2 separate regions of the Mus musculus genome follow, and region 2 is linked to region 1. The links are chromatin contacts, found by Hi-C or POLR2A ChIA-PET in ENCODE. All regions are on one chromosome and are shown on one strand. The core of a region is the stretch at or near the end of the contact, and the rest is flanking DNA. Distances in the headings are between cores, read along the strand shown.

Evidence for each region. Hi-C counts contacts between places; a loop is a spot of excess contacts on that map. ChIA-PET counts read pairs that join two places held with the same protein, here RNA polymerase II (POLR2A).
Region 2: a map of Patski shows a loop between it and region 1 (2.6-fold over the local background). The contact joins the promoter of Akap12 here to the enhancer-like site in region 1. A Hi-C loop is called at or near these places in 1 of 37 maps with a recorded cell type or tissue (Patski). POLR2A ChIA-PET finds 5 or more read pairs at or near these places in 2 of 5 experiments (Patski and embryonic stem cell).

What each region holds. Positions count from the first base shown.
Region 1 is chr10:4,157,687-4,161,145 of GRCm38, forward strand. It overlaps a transcript of Mthfd1l not described here. Among named protein-coding and RNA genes, the nearest start is that of Gm25369, 10 kb to the right of the region's middle. Within about 2 kb of position 2,170, at least 1 of the 3 ENCODE cell types and tissues checked has a DNase peak (open chromatin) inside an H3K27ac peak, as active enhancers do.
Region 2 is chr10:4,264,979-4,268,295 of GRCm38, forward strand. It overlaps Akap12 (A kinase (PRKA) anchor protein (gravin) 12), which reads left to right and starts at 1,351. Exons shown (of 4, transcript NM_031185.3): 1 at 1,351-1,690. The coding sequence starts at 1,541.

The sequences.
Region 1 (3,459 bases), core at 920-3,419:
CAGCTGCACCTTCAAGGTGAAAACTAAACCAAATCCGTAGCTCGGTCACCCACCTGTGGTCTCAGCTTTGTCATCTGGAACCCCCTGCTCTCCTTTCTCTGTGCTACTTGAGCCTTAGTTAGGCAGTTCCACAGGTCCAGTGCTTAGCCTCCAAACCTAGCATGGCCGCCCCGACTCCAAGGTTATGTGTCTTCTGTTTTAGCTACAGTGGTCTGCAGGAGGCAGCAATAATTAATCAGGCTCTGTATATTCAAGCTGTTTGCCCCCTATGTAGTAAGTGAATATAGATAATCTTTCTGCACTGTTAATAGTAGAACCTTCCCCCAAAACATTTGGGCTAATATTTACATTTTCACAAGCTTTATAATCATTACATTAGAAAAGCTGGTTCTAAAACCATCTTTATTAGAGTTACCAGAGAAATCCTTTTTTTTTTTTTTTTTTTTTTTTTTTAAATAAAATGAAGCTTTTTCTGGGGATGTGACTCAGCTGATAGTGTGCCTGCCAACCCATTCAGGAAGCCCAGAGCTCCATCCTCAGCATCACACAAAACCAGCTCTCAAGAGGTAGAGGTGGGAGAATCAGGAGTTCATGGTCAACTTCAGCTAATTTAAGGCTAGCCTGGACTACGTGAGACTGTCTCAAAGATAGATAAGATAGATGGATAGATAGACAGAAGATAGATAGATAGATAGATAGATAGATAGATAGATAGATAGATAGATAGATGGATGGATGGATGGATGGATGGAGGGAGGGAGGGAGGGAGGGAGGGAGGGAGGGAGAGAGAGAGAGAGAGAGAGAGAGATAGATAGATAGATAGATAGATAGATAGATAATGAAGCTTGCTTCTCCTTTTTGAAGTCCATATGCCCCTGGGGATTTTTATTTTTAACACATTTACTAGATAATTATTCCCCAAGCTAAGGATTAAGAATTAACCTGACCTCCACTTTCACATCATCACTGAGCCAGCACAATACTAAACACACAGGAGGTCTAAGTAAATACTCCATGAAAGGTTGAATGATCACTGATGGCAGCAATGTCTGGCCCAGCGCCACCCCTGCTAAATGTTCCTGTTACAGCCCTGTCCCTTCCTCTCTCCCCTTCACAGCAAGTAACTCAGCCGATCGCCCGAGCTTTCTTCCCTAGGATCCCAAGTCCCCCAAGCCTAATTCCTTTACCTGTGTTTGACATAGGGACTCACTCTGTAGACCAGGTTAGCCTGCAACTCGAGATTCTCCTGTCCCTGCCTCCCACTGTTGCCCATACCCAGCTCCCAACTTACTTATACGACTCCTTAGAAAGATTCATTTAACAGCAATGGAGAGATGAGGTCATATGAGTTCCATAGCTCCCATCCCCACACCTCCGAACCTTGTCTAACAAGTCACCAAGAGCTGAGTAGACAGACACTCAGACAAGACATCAACACAGCTTGGAGGATAAAAGAGAGAAGGCTGAGGAAAGGCTCCCCAGAAATGGCTCTAGAAAGCATGAAGGGAGGCAGCAGGAGCTCCCTCAAAGAGCAGACGCTATATCTACAAGCAAGGCTTTGCGCCTACCTGTCAAGGGCTTCCCTCTAGGTTTTGCGTTTAATTTTTATAAAAATCAGATTCTGGTAAGGCTTCCCACAACAGTCTAGCCAGGCCTCTTGAGTACTCATCTCGTGATTAAGATGAGACTAAAGGCAAATTTGTTCCAAAAATGGGCCTGTGCCCCATCTCTGGTTTGGGACAATCCAACTCGGAGGAGAGCAGCAAGAGCACTCTGCCCTTGCCCGAGGTTACAGTGTTTATGTAACAAATCAGCTCAACTTAAATATTTCTCATCGCTTGTCAGGGCTGCAGACCTCTGCCCGGCACATCAACATGAATGTCATGTGTTTATGTAGCCCTGTGTGGGCATCTATGCTTATGCAAAAGGACCTCAAGGGTTCAAAGCCAGTTAATATTTTCAAGCATGCATCATGCCGCTTGCATGTTTGCTATAAAGATGGCAAAGAGACAATTTCTCAAAACCACCAGACTGAGTCGATTTGTGCGCACACTTGAGAGCAGAGTCATTTAATGAATGTGTGTTTGGCAAAGTCTTACAATTAAGGAATTTTTCTTCCTCGGTAATTGCCTGGGTCCTGATAATTCTCCTCTAAGTCAGTCTCCTGATGAGCCCCCGCCTTGAAAGAGACAATGTGTACCAGACAAAGAGCAGAGACAGACACGGTGAGAGAACATACAGGCTCTCCTGGGCTCAGAACAAGCCAACTAGAGAAATGCTTTCCAATTTCAGCATGGAGTTTGGAGCCAAAGGAGTTTACAGGGACCAGGGGGAAGTGGTGCACTCAGCACAGCATCCCCTCCTGCATCCTCCCTTTCCTTTCGGATGCATTTAGGGCCTCCTTTGAAGATCCGAGTTCCCAGAATATCCCAAGTACCTCCAACCTCAAACAGAGTGCAGAGATTAGTCCAAAGCCAAGAAGAAATTATTTTTAAATTATTCATACTACCTTGTTTGTCATTAGAACAGATAATTGAAGTAACTGTAAATATGTATACACAGAAGTTGACAGAAGAGAATTATCCACAGCAAACTACAGATGGACAGAGAAGCCCACTTAAGTACTAAATAATTAGAGAGGCTGGGAGCCAAGGATGGTGGGAGGTCACTAAGGAGTGTGGAACTGGGACAAAGCTGGAAGCGGCAGGACGTGGGACACAGGAGAGGGACGCTGGTGGTGGAGCAGGGGCTGGAAGTACAAGCCAAAGAGCCCGGCTTATGCAGGGAGAAAGCCGTGCACAGTGGGTTCTGGTTTCTGACAAGTCTGAACTCTGAGAGGCGGAAGTGACAGATAGAGCCTTTGACAAAAAGCAAGTGCAGGCTGTAGGAGACATCTCAGCTGCCCAGCCTGGACTGGCCGCACTGCAGAGCTAGATGCAAAGGTTCCCCGAGGCATGGCTGACCTTGCTCCGCTCTGCCATGCAGTCAGCGTTAGCGACTTTGTTTCATATCACTAGTACCCAAAGAATGGAGTGTGGTTGTGTGTGTGTGTGTGTGTGTGTGTGTGTGCTCGCTTCATGCATGCATGAGTGTGTACGTGCGAGTGTGTGTGTGTGTGTGTGTGTGTGTGTGTGTGTGTGTGCATGTGGTTTGTTGTTTATTTTTCAAGACAGGGTTTCTTTGTGTAGCCCTTGCTGTCTTGGAACTTACTATGTAGACCAGGCAGGTCTTGAACTCAGAGATCCAGAGACCTGTCTGCCTCTGCCTCTGGAGTGCTGGGATTAAAGGCATACACGACAACTGCCTAGCTTACTTAAAAAGTTTTTTAAAAATAATTTTTAAAGCTAATTTGTTCCACGTTGTTAAAATTCTTTTAAGTTCATAAATATAAGTCATGTAGATAAATGTTAGCTATGGCCATTCCTATAATGTAATATCTCCACTTTCCCCAGCTGGAAA
Region 2 (3,317 bases), core at 101-2,600, 110 kb after region 1:
AATAACTAAAAGCAACTTGAAAGTCTGTTTCTAAATGAATGAACCCCAAAGAAACTGGCCTTCCGAAATAAGTGGAGAAACCAAATTTTATCCTGAAAAACCGAGTTGTTCCCAATAAACACTTAAATGACCATGAATAAGGACCAAGTGTTATTAGCTAAATTAATGTTTTCATTGATACTCAAGTAACCTGTATCAAATCTAGGGACAAGATATTTATCTGGCATCTAGATTCAATGCTCTTACTGATTTTAAATCACTAATTCCTTCACTCATCCACAGAGCCTCGCTTTGTGGCTCTCAGACTTGGCTGAAACTCACTCACTACCTACCCCATGCAGGCCTCAGGCTCAAGCTAACCCTCCAACTTCAGCCACTGAAGCATCAGGATTTCAGACACGAATCATGGCACCGGGCTCACCTGACATCATTTCATCTTTTCCCCCTAGCATTTTAATGCTTAGTGACGGGTAATCTAACAAAATTTCAATTTAAGACTTATTGGCTGCCATGTTAATACAATGAGTATTTAATCAAGTGGAGGAAGAAAACAGACAGGCCCTTTCTTTGCTAGTACGAGAGAAATCTTCGTGTTTTGATAATGCCGATGGCGACTAAGCAGACCTAAGCCAATGTGGTGTTTAAGCGTCGGGAGAGAGACGAATGGCCTGGATGTGTAACCTTCAGCATCAGACGCTCAAAGGACAGGCACATTTCCAGTAACAGCTTCATTTCCCCGCGCGTTCCCCGGGGAAAGAGGGCGGCGAGTTCTGTTGATGGCATCAGCTGACATCACTGGCTGGGATCATGGGGACGCTGGGCCCACCTCAGCGGTGGCCTGACTGCATCAACCTCTGGGTTTCCCAGCTCCTGCCACGTGAGCCGCCCTAATATGGCCAGGCTCAGGAGCAGCCCAGGAGGGCTTCCTTTCTCCGGCTGAAGGAGAGAAAGCTAGAAACAAATGCTTAAAGTCAAACCCAACCTGAAGAAAAGCAAATGGGGATTTGGGTTCCCGCCTGGTCAAATGTAAATCCTTAGTCTGCAGAAGATCCAACCTTGGGTTATCAATCATTACATTAAAAAAACAAAGCTTTTGCCCCCGCCCCCTTCTTTGCTGCTCCTGAACCTTCTGCAGCCCTGGGACAGACCCCAAACCCCTCGTCCCCCTTTAATGACCCGAGAAGCCCTGGGGGCGGGGTGGGCTGCTGGGGGCCTGGTGTCGGAGCCTCTGGTCCTAGCAGCCTAGGGGGAGATGCTGCAAGGCGTGTCTGGGCTGTGCTCATGTGATGAAGGGAGGGAAAAACAAGGAGGGGGGAGGAGGCTACGAGGTGGCTTTTTTTTTTTTTTTTTCTTTTAAGGAGTTTGCCACGAGCGCGTCCCCTTCATTCTCAGTCCGGGTGTGTTCTCAGCAGGATCGTGGAGAGCGGGTGCTCCTCACCCCTTAGTCCCTGTGGTCCTGGGCGCACATCTCCTCGCCCCTCTGCTTCTCCGCGGTCCCAGGAAGACGGCTAGCCGGCGAGAGTAGGAAAGCCACTGAGCCATGGGTGCAGGCAGTTCCACCGAGCAGCGGAGCCCCGAGCAGCCGGCGGAGAGCGACACGCCGAGCGAGCTGGAGCTCAGTGGCCATGGGCCCGCAGCGGAAGCGTCGGGAGCAGCTGGAGATCCCGCTGACGCGGACCCCGCCACCAAGGTAAGCTGCAGCCACCTGCCCGGGTGGGGCGGGATGGAGATGGGGCGTCCCGGCGGTTTCCGCCTGCCACAACTTCCCGCCGGTACAGCCCATCTGCAAACTCGAGCGCAGCCCTGTGCAGTCTCTGGGGTCTTTTGCACCGGGGCGGGGCTGGCATCTTTGTGGAGGGTCTCTAAGGGCGGCGACCTAGCCAGCCCTTCTGCAACCATCATATCTGCCCTGACCGCCGTTCTCTAGTCTTTCTTCTCTCTTCCGGTGGGCTGGCAGCCTGGGGGATGGCCGGTGGGGCATCCGTAAGAATTGACCACGGCCAGGCTTCTTAAGCCACTTTACACACCCCTAGATCCCAGGTCCCAGAGTGGGGAAGTCGGGACCTGCTTTGAAGCAGGGCAAACCTAGGTTCTAGGTTCCCCGCCCAGTGTTGGCCTTGATACCAGCTTCCACCCGGGCCACCAGGTCTGGTACCCAGAGTCCTGCGGCAGCGCCTGGGACACCGCCTAGCTAATGCAGAGAGCCATGCATGTAGCTCTCTTCCAGACAGAGAGAACCGGAGCAGAAGCACGAATGGAGGGATAGGCAAAGCTCCTGGAGTCCTGTCTCCCTTTCTCACAGTTTACTGCCTGTGGACTCAGTTGGATAAACAAACATTGGAGTTAGAAGTTCTGCACGGATGTAGGAAAAGGCTTAAGTAAGCGTTCCTTGCACTCTTTCTGTCGAGTCCACTGTAAAGCTCTAGATATACTGCATTTTATAGGGATGCTTAGTTTGAGACTGGAATATTTGACCCTGCCCTGCCCATCACAGCCTTTACCTTTGTGTCTTGCTCTCATTATTGTATTTTACTTCTGTTCCTTTTGTTTTGTTATTGTTTAGGGTTGTTAATTAATTAATTTGCTTACTTGTTTTAAGACTGGGTCTCACTCTGTAGCCCAGGGCTGGTTTGGAACTCACTAGCTAGCCCAACTAGTGGCAGTCCTCCTGCCTCAGCCTCTCAAATGATTTCATAGCCACGCCCGGATGGCAACATTGCCTGTTGGCTGTTTTCCAGCACGTGTTTGTGAGCAAGAGTTCGCTCGGGTGGATTTAAGATAGTTTTACAGAAACGTGTTGAACAACCAAACAACTTAAAGGAAAAACCAACCAATTTCAGAATTTGGTGATAGAGAGCAGCGAGGACCTTTAGAAATGGGTCAGGAAGTGGAAACATCTTTGTGTGAGAATAAAACACTGAGTTCCAGGTAAATCTAACAGAGGTGGGACCTGATGGCTTTGAGCTCTTTATGTTGCCTAGTATAATGTAGGCTGGGTGGCCTCTCTTAACAGTTCCTGCCTCCAGTGTTTAACTCATCACCACTTATAAAGTCCAAAGTCCTCACTGCCTCAGATGCGCAGGTCTTCTGAGAGACTTCTGCCATCCAGTCAGTCTCCATCTTTTGGATGCCTCATTTACATTTTAATACTCCGTGTAACACTCTTTGGAAACTTCTTTGAGTACACCTGCCCTTAGTGCTTAGTTTGTGGGTACATTGGGCAGGTGGTGGTCAGGGCAACTGTTCCTTGGCACGCGTGCGTGGGGGTCAGAGGACAGCTCTGTGCGGTTAGTTTTCTCCCTCCGCCTTTATGTGGG